3 separate regions of the Mus musculus genome follow, and all the other regions are linked to region 2. A link is a loop called in an ENCODE intact Hi-C map of the cell type or tissue named here. Cell type or tissue: left cerebral cortex. All regions are shown on one strand. Links, peaks and the distances in the headings refer to the core of each region. The heading gives the core; the rest is flanking DNA.

Region 1 (5,415 bases), core at 164-5,163, 640 kb after region 2:
TGTGACTCTTCTGGTGTGGACTTTGCTCACACGGCTCATACCACAGCCACACTGCAGAGGCAGGACAGAGGCGCTGAGCAGGAATGAAATCAACCCAGTCAAGAACAAATTACATTTATTTGGAGTTAATTAGGATTGCGATCGGGGGAGAGCACAGACTCACAGAATCCTGGAAACAAGCTGAAATTCTGATGTTGAGCCTATTGTTAGCTAAGAATTAATGTAGGTGCTGTAAGCCTTAGACTATCTTATCAGAGGAGAATCGAATCCAGCAGTCTCTGCTTCCAGGTGTACCCAGGGTCCAGTGTATCAGAGGGTAGCAAACGATGTTTAAGCAAACTGTAGTTTGGTCTATCCCAGAGAATGGTTTGGCTCAAAGGCTCAGCAGAAGACAGATTGAGATGTGCTTAGTAATGACCCCTAACTCCATTTCAGGTGCCCAGAATCAATGTTACTCCATTTTGATTATGATCATTGTTATCATAGCCTCCATTCCCATGACTAGAATTTATTCACGGGACTAAGCCTAGTTTGAAAGAAGCACAGAAAATTACATCCTTGTTCAGTAGACAGCTGGCCATCTATTGTCTCTGACACAAGTAGGCCATGGTGGCAGGAGGGAAGGAGGTACTACCTCAAGCAACTGTGCGGACAAAGCCTACCTGGTTCACGCTACCCTGGCGACTCCATATCTTACCTTGCACTACATACCACAGTTTCTGTCTCCTTAGGTAGATGACAACTTGCTGTGGGAGGTTGGGGAGATGAGTGGAAGCATGTGTCTCACAGAGAACCAGCATTCAGCCAAGGGAGGAGTTCAGTTGTTAGACCTGAGCGTCCAAAGGAGGAGCGGCCAATCCCGAGGAAACAGCTCTGCATGCTGCTCAGTCCAGACTCATCCTTTGGCGATCTTCCTTTGCCACCTCCAGTTCTTGGGGAAGCACTTCTTTCCATCTTCCACACCTAAAAATGTTGATCATGTTTTGCCTGGGACAGAACCCAGGAGTCTGCTTTTTTTAATGCCAGAAAGTTTGGGGCCCATAAGTAAAGACCTATACTCTGAAAAATAGCATAGAAGAAATAGTCATATCTTAGGTCACTTCTAAGTACAACCATCAAGCCTGGACTTGCAGAGATTTTCACTCTGCTCTTCTTGGTTTTTCCAAGGAGCTAGAAGATGGGATGGGATCCATAGGACAGAACATAACAGTGGAGGTGTTTGGTCTTGAAATTTAATGTGGAGCCCAGTGGTGACCTCCTGTTAGAATACCAGAGGCCTCTTAGGCAGCATCTGTGTTCATCTCAGTTACCAAAAAGTGCACACTGATATGAGCCACTATTAATAGTGGCACTAGGTTGGCCAGAATAACACATGTAAAAATGCCTCCTCAGGGAGATAGTTAATCCCTTGAGAGCCCAGGTCATCTCAGGCATGACTTGATCCCCTCAGACATGACTGCCGGGATCCAAGAAGTAAGACAGGGGACTAGACACAGAAGGCCCAAGTGCAGTCCTCCCTGCATTCCCCTACTCTCCTGCAACAAACTCAGAACAGCCCTCAGTGTGTGAAGAACACTGACTGGATATTATATAGTTATAGAAGAAATATAAAATTATCTTAAGTGGTTTTTGAAGATATAGGAAGGCACAAAAGAAAAACAAAAGTCACCTGTGATCCTGCTATCCAGAAATAACCATTATTATCATTTTAGAGTAACACACTACTAGTTTTTCCTATGCATATATTTGCATAAAATAGCATACATCAAACCTGGATTTCATCAAATTCCCAGCTCTGTAACCTGCTTGCTCCACTTAACAATACATACCATTTTCCTGCATCATCAGCTGTTCTCTGACAACCTCATTTTTAACAGCCACATCCTAGCATGCGGGTACACAATGGCTGGAATATTTTAGACTACTTCTATTTTTTTGTTTTGGTTTTATTTTTGCTTTTTCTATTATAAATCTTATTATATGTCAGTAATGGTTTTCTCAGAATCGATTCTGAGACACTAATTCTGAGGTCCCTAAAATACACTTGTTAAAGCTGTAGCCACAAAGCATCAAATTACAAATATCAATTAACACTTGGGTAGGGTATGGTGAAGACTGGGGACCTGGGTCAGGCGGCAGGGTGTGAGGAGGGTGGTGCTGAAGTGAGAGCTATCTGTCCCAACTTCATCTCCATCACCTCTGAATATTAGGAGAAGCTTGCCTTCCCATCCCAAGTCCCCCAATCTCAAGGACTGTCTTTATAATCACAGATATTTCTCTTCTGTGATGATATTCAGCCCATTTTAGGAATCCTATGCAAATCTTTATCTGGCCTACAGCAATTATTTCTGAAAAACCAGACTTTTGACAGAAGTACATTTAAGTTTTTTTAAAAATAGCATTTTTTTAGTGCATGGTATTATCATTGTTACTTATTCAAATGTGTTGATGGTGGAGTAGGTGGAAGGGTGATGCTTGCATTGGCATGGCAACCAGTGACTAATTGAATTCTTCACAGCCCATGATGGCTGCTGTGACTTAGGTGGGGCCAGAAATGGATTTTCCTCCCTCTATGTGTCATGAGCTTATGGTAGAGAAAAGGTTACCCACTCATGATGGAGCCCCACTCATGATACAGCCCTTTCTTAAGCTATTTCTATTTTCAGTTTGTGCTACTTCTTGGGGTGAGAGGTTTAGAGCATCTCTTCCCACCCTGTGGATACAGGGCTTCTTCTGATCTGCAGATACCTCTTTGGGGTAGAATAGGACTCCTGGTTATTGTAATAGCTAGCACACAGTGGGCCTTTCCAATGGTACCAGACTCTCCTCGAGGCACTTTGTGTTTTTCATTTAATCCTTAACAAGCTGTGTGATGTGAGTACTGTTTTTGCCATCCCTCCTCTGGTTTTAGTTCCATTTTGCAGTGCCGAGAATTAAAGCCAGGTCTATATGTCCACCAGGCAAATGTTTACCACTGAGCTACACTCTGACCCTCTTATAATTAATTCTTGTTGTTTTCATTTGTTTGTTAGCTTGCTTGTTTGCTTTTGCTTGGGGCTGCTGTGGGGAGGGTTAAGACAGGATCTCATGTAACCCAGGCTGGCCTTGAATACCCTCCTACTTCAATGAGTGGTCACATTTAGGACAAGTCTTCCATCTTAACTAACCTAATCAAGATAATCCCTTACAGATATAACCAGAATGTTGTCTCCTACATCCTGTAAAGTTGACTATACTGTTTTATAACCTACTTTAATAAAGGTTCAACCTCTCCTTTAGCCCATCACCCACCAGAGATAGTAGAAAAGTCAGGTTATGGGGGAAGTGGACCTGTTTGGGAATAGCTCTTTGAGGGCCAGCTCAAATCCTCTTTGCCAGCATTTCAGTCCTGTAGCAAACACCACACACACAAACAGGCAGCTGTTCTTCAATCCTAAAGAAACTGCAAGGCTTCACCATCTGGCCTAAGGCCGCTGAAGAGGCAAACAGCTGAAGGAAACTCATGAGCAGTTCTTTGGTAAGTTTCTCTCAATGGTGGCATGACCACAAGTAGAGCCCAACAATGCTATGTAAAGTGAACCAATACCTGTGTGTCCTTAACCAAGAACAGCAAGGCAGAGTAAACCAAACCAAAGCTCAATGCTCGTCTCACACTGTCTATGGAGTCATATCTATATTCCTTCATCACATGTCCTTTCATGTGTCTGCCACAGGAAAACATAGCAAAGCCTGTGTCTGCTTCAGAAAAACATTCTTTTACAGGTCTGCTTTAACAAGACATCCTTTCACCAAGCAACTGATCTTTAGTAACATGTATCCCCCTTGCTACATTTCGTTGTTCTATTTTTGTGGCTTCATGCATCCACCAGGACAACCATTGTGATTGTTGACTAACTTCTAGAACAGCTGATACCACTGCACTGTGGGAAAACTCTGCTAGTTAAGGTCAAAGTCTACCATTGTCCAGATAGTGCTCTGGAATTAGGTGCAATATGGAGAACTCCCTTCATTGGTATGACTTCTTCTTCTTCTCTGACCTTGTCTGGGGAGTTCAACTCCCACTATACCTCTACCTGCAGAATGTCACCTACCTTTGATTAAGATTACAGGTCCAACTTCCTTTCCCCCAATAAGAACCCATTCAGCTAGTACCTGAGATTCCTGAAATGCTTCCCCATGCTAATGAGACATTTTGGTACCCTAAGCCCCCAGCCAATGAACTTTGCCCATCCTGGATGTTTCTACCCCACACATACCCTTGTTCCCTGAAATTATGTAACCTTGAATCACCCCATGTAAAGTTGATTTGCCTCCCTGCAGCTGGTCCCAGGCCAAGGACCAGCCTCAGCGTTGGGGGAAGGGGTGCATTCCTGAGAGAAGGGGTTTTTGAGAGCAGCAGAAAAAAAATCTTGAAGTCAAATCATGGGCTACAAGCTGATGCCCTATGTTCTGCTCGAGACAGTTTTCCAGATTGTTCTCTTTCTCTCTCTCTCTGTCTCTCTCTGTCTCTCTCTCTCTCTCTCTCTCTCCCTCATATATACAATTCTAAAAACTCTGAATATCATTTCTAGCAGATCAAAAGCCCAGTCTTTTATTTACATATCAATTCAGCCATTACGCCAGATTCCCTTTTGATTATTCCATTAATCAGCAGCCTATGACCTAGACCCTTGATTCTTAGAAAAAGATAGCAAGCACATTTTTTTAACATTGCAAATGAATTCAGAGGTCTGCCTACCTTTGTAAGCACAATGAGCTAGCTCTGTGGGATCCTGTCTTGAGATTACCATTTCCACCACACCCAGGCCCAAACTAGCTCTGTCCCAGGCTGACCTTGAACTCAGGAATCTGCCTGCCTTTGTATCTTTCTGACAAGCTGGCTCATGGTGCAATTGCATCTGTTCTTTTAGATTTGTGAAGCCCCTCATATAATCCATATTGCATCCTTATATTTTGCATAGTTGAGAAATTATTATTATTATTCAACTCATGTGTTTAGAGTTCTTTTCCACCTGAAGGGCTAGTCTGAAGGTCTCAGTGTTTCCCATTTCTCTGAGACATAGACATAGCCTTGGCTCCCAGATTAGTGCTATCTCTGAATAGCATGGAGTCATTAATCTTGGAAGAGAGGACATTTCCCCCAATAACCTTGGTAGGGAGAATATTTTCCAAAGGAGGAACATGAAGTTTATATATATAAATAAGCCCCACACCCAGCAACTATCACCGCTTGTGGAGGCCCATGCCCTGGCTCTGTTCCAGGGGCAGGAACCATGTTGTGCCACCCTGTGCTTCCACATGGCTATGCAGGACTCAGCAGTCCTGGTGTGTTTTCTTCATTCTACACACACTCACAGGGCTCCCGACACCACCCCGTGCCCCTACCCCATCCCCCAGCTCCCACCCCATCGCCCT
Region 2 (5,371 bases), core at 1-5,000:
GAGAGAGGTGGGTGGCAGCGAGGTGTGACAGAGGAGAGCTGAGAATAGCCCGAGGCCTGGGGAGTACTGCTGCTTGGCCTGGTTTCTGGTTAGACAAATCTGATGGCCACTGTCTCCTGAGCTGTGACATAGGCAGGCCCTGGTGAGCACAAACAAGCGAATGTCCAGTATTGTTGTGGCCTACCTGGCCATGCTTGTCCAGGTATGGGACAAAGCTTCTGTGAGGCGGCTGAGCAGTGGGGAGACTGGGGCCTCCGAGCTAAGGCAGGTGACCAGAAACAAGGCTGGGTATGAGAGGCAGAAGCATGACTCTGAGAGAGATTGACACCTTCATAAGAAGCTCAGAAGAGCCCAGCACTGTGTGCAGCTACTGGCTCCTGTCTCTAGTGTCTGCTGTGTTATCCGGGTCACTTTGCTTCACTGGGTCTTATGTTCCTGTTTGTGGAGATGGGGCTAGGCACGAACCCAGGGCCTCCAGCAGGTTAAGCACACGCTACCACTCAGCAGTACTCTCAGCTCCTCTCTTGACAGTTAAAGGGAAGGTTTGCTCATCTCTCAGGCACTCTCTGGCCACAGCAAGAACTCTGATTGAGGTTCTTTTGGGGTACTACGCGGCAGATTTTAGAAGAAAGTTGGGCTAAGTACCACTGGTGAAATGAGGGGCCAGGTTTTAACTTGTTAGAATTCAAAAAGAGAAGGTAAGGCCATTGTGGGCGGGAGGGCTGTGTGCAGTGAGTGGGAAGGTGGGTCTCCACTCTGGGCTGTGCCCTTTGCCCAGCCCTGTTGCCTGGAGAGGAACGGAGCCTTTGTCCTGCTCAGCTTCTGAAGTCCTCTGAGTTAGTCTTTGACAGTCTGCAGCAGCTTTTCAGAGCCAGGCACCATTTCAGAAGCCAGCCCTGGCCCTGATGTGATGTGCACTTCCTTCTCCCTAGCTTTCCCTTCGGGTGCTGTGCATGCTTGTTGGGCCCTTTTGTAACTCAGGTGCCTGCAGCCAGAGTTGCTTCCCCAGTCAGCGTCTGCATTCTTAACTTCCTGGTGTCCCTTCGGAAAAGGCAGCCTCCTCAGGGAGCAGTTAAAAGGATCCCTGCTCTACAGCAGGAGGATGGAGAGGTTTCTGTGATGACTGAAGGGACCAGGTCATTGGCTCCTGAGGTTTAGTTACTTTCTCAGCAGAAAGGAGGAGAAGGAGGAAGAAAAGGAGGAGGAAGAAGAAAGAACTCCCACTCAAATACATTAAAACTACACAATAATAGTGCCATGACCCGACTTAATGTAAAGACTCCTTTAACTGAGCTCTGATTCTAGAAGGTGGCTAGATGCTAACCCATTTTACAGCAAAGGAAACAGCCTTGGTGATCCAGGCCAGGGTAATCACTCAAATCTGCCTACTTGTGACACATTGAAAGGCCATCTCCTGGTGGTAAGCCAGCTCGGGTCCACCCCAGGGGATGCTGGAACTGCCTGAAGGATGTCCCTGTAAGTCTTCGGACCCCTTTGCTGCTCTTCTGTGTCATGAACAATGATTTGTGGATTCAAGCTGGGCAGGCAAACCTTAGCAGTGACATCTCCAATTCACAAGTCACGCTAGATGTAAAAAATCCACAAAGAGCATGGTTTAGCGAGCAGGGTGGGGTTGAGTTGGGAAGTGGAGGTTAGGCGTGAGAGGCAGCTCTAAGGAGAACTTGAGTGTGGAGGAGTGGGGGGTTATTTCCTTGGTCACACATTCTGCAAAGTGTTGTAGGCTCCCTGGATAGACTGGCCAGGGTTTGTGAGACATTCTCAGGGGGCTTGGCTCTTGAAAAGAGCAGTGTGTGGCTGAAACCCTGTGCCAGCCTCCAGTGAATGGGGCAGGGACCCGGGCAGAGAGGGGCTTTCGGGAAGTGAGTGGCAGCTGAAGTGGGCCACATGCAGTCTAGTGTGGCCCCTGTGTATTGATACCTGGTGACTCACTTGATCATTATAGCAATGCCATGAGCTTCTGACAGTCAGAGGAAGTGAGAGCACAGAGAGGTGAAGCCACTTGCCTGGAGTAGCCCAGCTGGTAGGTAGGTCACAGAATCTGTGCTCTTAGCTATAGTCCCAGTGCCTCTGAAGCTTAGTAAGATGTGGGTGAAGGGAAATGTGGGGACGGAGCTGCAGGGGACGAGGCAGCCAGCACAGCATAGATTCCAGTCTGGGTGTTCTGATCCCCAGTGGATCCAGGCCAGCTTCCCCAGTGAGCTCCGATGGCTCGTGGGAGACCTGAAGTGTCTGAGGACCAGTGTGGGTGGGTCACCAAGGCTGACCTTGGGCCTCTGCATTGTTAATACCCCTGATGGGGCTAGAGGGAGCTCTGATAAGAGATAGTAGGAGACAGATTCTCAACAACTTCTCTGTGACACGAACTGTGATATGCTTTAATCCAAAAGGATATTTAAAGCAGCAAAGTAGAGGATTTTTTTTAACACTAAAGACTATAGTAGTGAGATGTAGAAAGTACTATAAATGTCAAGAATTTTTAGTGCCGTCGTTAAGCAACACTCTGAAAAGTGTTGAAAAATGGGGCTGAATTCTAAAAAGCAGCCAGAATAATGAAGAGCCTGGATACCGTGATTTGGGAGGGTTGATGGGATCATTTGGGGAGGGGCAGAGGTGGCATAAAGAACTCCTACAAACATATGAGGGCTGGAGAGCTCAGGAATCAGTCAGGGAGATTGAACCATTTTAATTAGGAGAACCGATTTGGTATAAAAATGCAAATCAGCTGGATGTGTTGGAACCTGGGCTCGTGCCATCTTAGATTTATGTTGCTGAGGGAGACACAGGCCCCTGGAGCCCTCTTTAAGTGCTGGCTGTCCAAGCCCTTTGTTGCCATTAGATCCTGATGGCTGTGTGAATTCTTAGCCTAGTCCATCCCATTATCTCTGGTGATCTAGAGGGATCTCTTACTCTTCTTGTGTTCTGGAGGCTAGAGGACCCAGACAGAATGGGCTGGGGTTTCTGGGAAGCTGAGGTCAGAGCAATAGCTGCAGAACACAGGAGTTTAAGGAGCTGCACCTGGTGACCAGGGTGGCCCTGGCAGGAGTAGAGTAGTTGGCTCAGTACTGGGTATCAGGAGAGCAGAGGGGCCACAGGTGTCTTTGGTAGATTTCCCATGAGCCCAGTCTCCACTCAACTGTCAGCAGTGGTAGCAGGAGCTATTGGAAGTCAGTCTGTCTGCCTACTGTCTGTGTCTGTCCATCTATCCATCCATCCAGTCAGGGGTTTGCTGTTGCCCAGGTTGATCTTGAACTACTGAGTCACATGACCCTTCTTCCTTGATCTCCCAGATAATCAGGACTTCAGGGTGTCAGTACAGTGTCTAGCTGGGAATTTCTTGCCAACCCGGTATTATTGCCACATCTCTTCCTGTGTATGTGATTTCAGATAGACAGTTCTGTGTTACAAGCTGAGTGCTAGCTATGACAAGCTGGACAAGCTTGTCATGGAGAATATCAGGGCTGTCTGCAGATCTAGTCGGGAGAGGAACTGCACCCACTACTATTCCCTCCATGAATCCACTTGCCCCTTACACACACACTTGTCATGTAAGAGTCCCAGAACTGTCTTCTTTCTGTTTTCAGATCCCATTCAGGAGATCTCCAGGCCAGAAAGTGACAAGACCCTTTTGGATGGCCCTCCACGTGTGCTTCAGCCCTTCCTAGGCAACAGAGCCAAGGTGACCAGGGCACCCCCAAACCTGCCTCTGCCAGTGAAGAACACCATGCTGGCTGCTGCTCTCTTCCCAGAGTTCCTGAAGGAGCTGGCAGCCTTGGCCCAAGAACACTCCATTCTGTGTTACAAGATCCTGGGAGACTTTGAAGACTCTTGCTGTTAGCTTTTTATACTACTATTTTCATAGAGATTTGGTTTTATAAGGTTATAGTGTCTTGACTGAATGTTAAATGCAAAGCTGCTTATCAAAAATGTCTACTTTGATATTTCCTGACAATACTTGATTTATCGGGGGGTTTTGGTACACCTCCTCTCTCCAGCCGGGTCTCCCCTTGTTACACAGAATGTCTTGTGAGCCGGCTGTCTCCTTGGCAGGCTCTTTCAGCTGTGTTTCCTCTTCAGATGGTTTGTAGTTGTCTCCCATGCCTTGGATGGAGGAGACAGAGACCCTCAGTTTGTAGCTCAGATGCCATGGAGCGCACACGGAGGTTCTGTGACCTCTGGATGCCTGGTGGGGGTCAGTGCCTCAGCAGTCTCACGGAGGTTCCTCCATGGTGGCACACACATGGCCTAGCAGCCTCTGCAAGAAGTGAAATGTAAGAACGGAGCTCCTCCTGCCACATAGGACACATCATTGGCTGCTCTGAATTTTACTTCTAGGACTTGCAATCTTTCCATACCTATTGCCTTAATGTTGTGGGGAAAATCCCCAAGCCCCAGCTGTCTGCCCAAAACTTCGCACACAGAGAGAATCTGGAATGCAGGATTTTTTTTCTTGTTGCTTGAGAGCTGTTCTAATCATTGGAGCACAACCAAAACTCAAGACAGCCTTAATTCAGTAAGATTTGCACAAAAGGAAGCATACCTATGCAAACTTTGGATCTTAGGCATTTGATCAGATGGAAAAAAGTGTGGTGTCATATACTTATGTTAAAAACATTATTGTTTAAGTATTTTATGAAAACAAACGTTAACTTGTAACGCAAAGAGGATTTTTTTGGGGGGGGGTTGAGGGTGTGCAGAGCTTGGAATGGGTGCAAAAGATAAAAATTCTGCTAACTGTAACTTGAGAAACTCTGGTTCTTATTTTACTAATATGTTGCCCTTGTAGAGAAATAAGCACTGTTCAGCCCATGTCAGCAGCTGGGACGGAGATGCATACAGGTCACAGGGAGCTTGTGAAGTTGTGAGTGCCTGATGGTTACTCCCTCCCCACAGCCATGCTGCATGCCAAGTATCCAGCGGTGGAGGATGCCCTAGTTGGGATGTACTGGTATCTCTGGCTGTTTGCCAGCCTGCTACCAGCAGCGTGGTTATACTTCAGTCATAGCCCTATAAAGTAACTACCAAGCAGGGAGGAAAGCATGCACGCGCGTGCGCACATACACACACATACACACCCTGAGACAACAACTTGTATTTATGAATATTAAAGTCACCTTATGTTCTGGGCCTGGCTCTTGAGTGAGGTGGTGGAGCCTCCTCAGTGGAGAGATGCAATGCCTAGCTCTCTCTGTTCCTTGTGGGCATCTATGTTGAGCCCCAAGGGTGATGGCAGCCCCATCAGTTGTGCCTCAGGAACACCAGTTTGTCAGTCAGGTCCCTGGTACAGAAGAGCGATGGGGAAAAGAATCATCTCTGAGGCACTGCAGGCTTTCACAGGATCTTGAAGTAGCTT
Region 3 (5,415 bases), core at 164-5,163, 140 kb after region 2:
AACTCTTAAAAGAACAGCATTTAATTGGGGCCGGCTTACAGGTTCAGAGGTTCAGTCCGTTATCAAGATGGGAACATGGCAGCATCCAGGCAGGCATGGTGTAGGAGGAACTGAGAGTTCTACATCTTCATCTGAAGGCTGCCATCAGAATACTGACTTCCAGGCAGCTATAACTAGGGTATTAAAGTCCACAACCCACAGTGACACAGCTACTCCTACAAGGACACACTTCCTACTAGTGCCACTCCCTGGCTCAGGCATATACAAACCATCTCATTCCACTCCAGAGCCTCCATAGGCTTGTTCAAACATGGGGGCCATATAATAAAAATACATTTAGTCCAACTTCCAAAGTTCCCATAGTCTGTAACTGTCTCAACAAGGTTAAAAGTCCAAAGTTCAAGGTCTCTTCTGAGATGCATCTAATCACTTAACTGTAATCCCCAAAGCAAGACAGGAAACCAGCTGGACAAACTCCAAACTCTGCATCTCCATGTCCGATGTCAAAGCAGTCTTCAGATCTCCAACTCCTTTGTCATCTTTGTTGACTGCAACAAACTTCTTTCTCCTGTGCTAGCTCCACTACCTGTCAGTAGCTTTCTCAGCAGGTATTCCACAGTTCTGGCATATTGAAAATCTTCGAGTCTCCAAGGCAACTTCAATGTTACAACTTCTTGTTTCAATGTCTGGGATTCACATATGATCTTCTGGGCTCCTCCAAAGGGCTGGTGCCACTTCTTCTAACTCTGCCCTCTAAGTCAGGTTGATCAATTGCTGCTGCTGTTCTTGGTGATGGCATCCCATGGGGATCCCATGGTACTGGCATCTCCAATATGCTGGGGTTTTCCACAGCACCTAAGCTTCACCAATAGCCTCTCAAAGGTTCTCTTCATGGTGCAAAGCCTCAACTCCTTTGCATGACCCCTTCAGTCCTGGGCTGTCAACTGCAACTGGAGCTGCACCTTCACCAATGGCCTTCCATGGCCTCTCACAGTGCCAAGCTCCAGCTGTTCTTCATGACCCCTTCATGCCTTCAAAACCAATACCACCTGAGTGACTCCTACACATTACCAAGTACAGCTGCAGCATGAGGTACAGCCTTGGCTATCTCTGGAACACAGGTTCTTTGTGCTCTCAGAAAACACTTTCCAGAAGATTTCACCTCAGTGATGCTGGTCTCTTCTTAATCACAGCTAATTCCTTACCTCCAGCTAACCAGCATCAATTGTCCCAGTAGTGCCTTCTATTCTGGATTCTAAAGTCAGAGCCACACTGCCAAAGCTGCTGAGTTCTGCCACTTGCAGGAACTGGAACATGGCCCTTGTTCTATTACATTATCACTAGCTTTCTGTTTTCCAGTTCCTTCATTGCCTAAGCTTGGCTGTCCTGGATCGTGCTCTGTAGATTGACCTTGAACTCAGAGACCTGCTTGCCTGTCTCCTGGAATTAAATGTGTGTACCACCACACCAGGACTTAAAGTTTTCTTCATCTAGAACTTGCTCTGTCCCAGGCTGGCCTTGAGCTCAGAGATCTGCTTGGCTTTGTCTCCTAGGATTAAAGGTGTGTACCATCATGCCTGGATCTAAATTTAGCTGGGTCGGATCTTGCCCCATATTCCCTTAATCTCCTTTATCTTCACTTATCTCCTAGAGCAAAGGATTCAGTTCCATTTCCCTTCCTGGGGCCTGCTTAATACTTGATCATATATTTTATAGTTTTTCTTTCTAAGCTTGCTATACTTGTTCAAAATGCTCTTCATGAGACTTAACCAGAGAACAAAGTCTCTGCTGGGCTTTTTTGAGACTACCTTTGTCAATGCAATTAATATAAACCTCTTTACCTTAGACTCAGGTAGACTCTTCAGACAAGGGCAAAAAGCAGCCACACTCTTCACCAAAATCCCACAAAAACAGTCTCTAGGACACATTCTGAAATTCTTCTCCACTGAAACCAAATCTGCACAGTTCAAACCATACTCAGCCACAGAGTCTTCCATCTTCCTACCAGGATGGCCCAGTAAGCCTAACTTAAAGCATTCCACTGCTTTCCAAAGTCCCAAAATCTACATTCCTCCAAACAAAAGCATAGTCAGGCCAATCACAGCAATACCCCAGTCCCTGGTAACAACTTTTGTCGTATGTGCCAGGAAGGTGTGTACTTAGGACTCATCAATGTGATGAGCCACCTGTCACAGTAGGTGAGACACAGCAGCTATTTAGTCCTTCAGAGACAGCAAAAACCTTAGAGATCATCTCGCCTAAGAGAATAGGGGAACAGACCTGAAGGTTCCCACCCACCAGGCTGTGTGCATGCTGCAGACTCTCTTAAAGGAACAATTTACCAAGAGCCATAGTTATTGAGATTTTGAAATGTTAGGGGCCTATTTTCAATCACCATGTCTCAGCGATTGGGCTATTGCTATGTTTTAGAAAAAGAGTGCTAGTTTTTCTCCATCCAAGGAGTCACTGAATTGGGCTGATGTAGAACCAGAGACTACTCCTTTGAGTTCTCATCAAGTCAAAGGAAGGATGTTTCTTTTGCCATGTAGTCTGATAGGATAAAAGGTGCTTTATGCAACTGAATAGTCTGTCTCCATCAGAAGAAATAGATATCAGGTTTTAAAAAGGTTTACTAAGTCCTGGCAAACAACAAGTTTTCTCTTAATTTTTAATCTCTCTCTGTCTCTCTCTGTCTTCTGTCTCTGTCTCTGTCTCTGTCTCTGTCTCTGTTTCTCTCTCTCTCTCTCTCTCTCTCTCTCTCTCTCTCTCTCTCACACACACACACACACACACACACACACACACACACACAGGTCCTTAGATTACTATGGTCATGATGCTATATGTTCCTAGGCTGGAGTGTGGATTAACAGACTAGTTGCTCATGGATTTGACTTACTGGGAGTGTGCAGCCCTCCAGCTAATGTCTGTCCCAACACAGCACCCCTAGTGGCAGTGGGCCCATGTGTACCTTAAAATACTTGAATTCTCTTCATCTTTAAATGTTATGGTAACATCTTTCTATTCCACAATATATTCATTATTTAATTTTTAAATAAACATTATTTATTTTTATAAGCAAACATAATCAACGTACATATCTCTTCATTTAATACTCAAGGCTAATCCTCTCCACCTTTCCTGGGGACATCTTTGAAACATTCAACAATATCCATCATTCCTATATTTTAAGGATATTTGTTACTTGGAGAATTGGAAATCCTTCCCCTGACCATCATTAGAAGGGCATGACTTCCTACTTACACAGTTTGCAATGAGTTCTGTATTTCAAGTCTGTCCCTCCTGGCACATTCTCCCTCAGTTGTGGGATATAGATACACTCTTGCCATTGCTTAGTAATTCATGTTAAATCCTTTGGTCCCCAGGTCATTGTCACATGCTTTCTTTTTTTTCTGCTTGGTCTTAGCTTCTTAGATAACTTCTCCCCTGCCTCAGGTCTTTTAAACAGTTGCATATCCTAAGCTCCTACTTCCAGCCCCTTCACAATCTCCCTAGATCTTTCTAACCATGAATGATGTCATTGTCTACATTCCATTATTCCTGAGTCTTCTTCTATAAAGAGCATAACCACTTTAGTGAAGGCCAGAAACCTATTTTTATCAGCTCCCTGGATGCATCTGAACAAATGCCCCGTGCTACCTCAAATTTAAATGCACTGAACTCATTACATCCTCCACAAAATCTGTTTCTCCTCCTGTGTTCCCAATCTTAAACACCACCATCTTCTCAGTCACCTAAGTTAGGGACTTTGAAGTCATATACAACACCTCCTCCTCAATTCCAAGGCTAGTTGCCCAATCTGGGTAAATGTAGCTCTAACACACACACACACACACACACACACACACACACACACACACACAATCTGTTTGCTCTAGCTCAGGTCCACAGCTCCTCTTGCTTAGCTTTTGGTGAGCACCCCTGGCTTACAGACAGGTGCTTTCTTCTCTGTCCCCGATGAAGGAGACAGGAAGCTCTGTTGTCCTTTCCTCTTCTTCTAAGGACAGTCACTCCACCATGAAGTCTCTAGACTCTTGACTCCATCTAAACCCAATTATCTTCCAAATAGCCTCTTTTCAAATGTTGTCACACTGTAGGGGCTTGGGGTTTAACATGTGGCTTTGCGTCGAGCACAAACATCTAGTCCCCAGAAGGGTTTTGCATGAATGGCCTCATCAGTCCTCTCACGTTGTCTTTTCTCCCCTCTCCTCCATGTCTTTTAGATTCATCTTTCTGAAACACAGAAATGATACATTACTGCTTCTGGAAAATCTTTCAGTGACAGCTCTCTGCATTGCCTAACCATGGCACCTGCAGCAGGGCTGCATCCAGGCTTAGTCAGTCTGTCCATCTTAGCTTCTCCAAAGATTCAGTCCTTCTATCCACCCTCTCTTCCTGTTCCACTTGCTCAGGCTCTTTCCCCATCCAGTTATGGCTCTCCTCAAATGTTCACATAGAATTTGAAAAGCCTTCCCCCAGATAGCATTGCTCGCTTATTTGTGATTTATATATCAGTGGTTTCAGAATTTGATCGTATATTAGAATGGCATATAGCACCTATAAGAAAGACATGTGCACGCGTGCACACTCACACACACACACACACACACACACACACACACACAGAGGGGGGATTGTAAATAAGATATGTAGGATTATAGAGTACATAGAGATAAAAAGATTCATTATAAGAATTTTATTGTAGGAATCATAAGACTAAGGGGCAGACAAGCCCAAGCCAGATGAAGGCCCCTGAGAGCCACTTGCTGTGGCTCTGGTCTCAAAGCCTGCAAGTTCATAACCCAGGAAGGACCACTGTTTCGGGTCAGGTCTAAAGTTGAAAGAAAACCTGCATCCCAGCTCAAAGGCAGATACAAAGGATAATTTCTTCTTTCTTAGGGAAGAAGGGTGGCCTTTCTTCTATTCAGGCCTTTAACCAGTTGGATGTAAACAACTTGCTGAATTTAGTTTATCAATTTAAATGTTGAACTCCTCCAAAATCACACCCCATAGAAATACCTATGGCCATCCCATGGGGCAATCAAAATTAACCAGTATAGCTGAAGAACTATTAAAATGGGCTAATTCTACCGGGTCTGATTGTAGGAGTTTTCATGGTACGAGGAAAGCTTGGCTATCAATATATTTTAACTTTTTCTTACAACCAAGGGAACGAGCCAAGTAAATTTTGTACCTGTGGGCACTATTGGAGCCAATCAATCCCCTCTGTTGAAGTCCTCACTCCCAATACCCGAGAATTCAGTCCTATTTGGAAGCAGGATTGCTGAGGTACCATTAGTTGAGATAAGATCGTAGCAGTATGGGGTAGGTGCAACCCACTGTGACCAGTGAGTGTCCTTGTAAGAGAAGAAGCTGAGTTTAGTGGGGCACACC

What was found. A loop is a pair of places that touch in the nucleus more often than their neighbours do. Peaks named below come from ENCODE experiments on the same cell type or tissue, not always from the same donor. Only the 100,000 strongest peaks of a DNase experiment are listed, where the experiment ranks them.
Region 1: a loop joins it to region 2, with 2.4 times the contacts of the local background. A loop is called at or near these places in 2 of 42 quality-filtered maps.
Region 3: a loop joins it to region 2, with 3 times the contacts of the local background. A loop is called at or near these places in 2 of 42 quality-filtered maps.

What each region holds. Positions count from the first base shown.
Region 1 is chr3:85,017,460-85,022,874 of GRCm38, reverse strand. No RefSeq gene overlaps it. Among named protein-coding and RNA genes, the nearest start is that of Gm30944, 2.7 kb to the left of the region's middle. In left cerebral cortex, for the core only: no CTCF peak of the experiment used is centred there; DNase peaks (open chromatin) are centred at 850, 1,436, 1,866 and 2,534; H3K27ac peaks cover 4,502 bases.
Region 2 is chr3:85,659,450-85,664,820 of GRCm38, reverse strand. Fam160a1 (family with sequence similarity 160, member A1) reads left to right here. Exons shown (of 12, transcript NM_172682.3): 12 at 3,603-4,758. The coding sequence ends at 3,856. Among named protein-coding and RNA genes, the nearest start is that of Gm40082, 51 kb to the left of the region's middle. In left cerebral cortex, for the core only: CTCF peaks have their summits at 2,146 and 2,350; DNase peaks (open chromatin) are centred at 2,526, 2,702, 3,218, 4,381 and 3 more places; H3K27ac peaks cover 4,621 bases.
Region 3 is chr3:85,519,866-85,525,280 of GRCm38, reverse strand. No RefSeq gene overlaps it. Among named protein-coding and RNA genes, the nearest start is that of Gm31419, 31 kb to the right of the region's middle. In left cerebral cortex, for the core only: a CTCF peak has its summit at 2,945; DNase peaks (open chromatin) are centred at 2,964, 3,712 and 4,341; H3K27ac peaks cover 4,192 bases.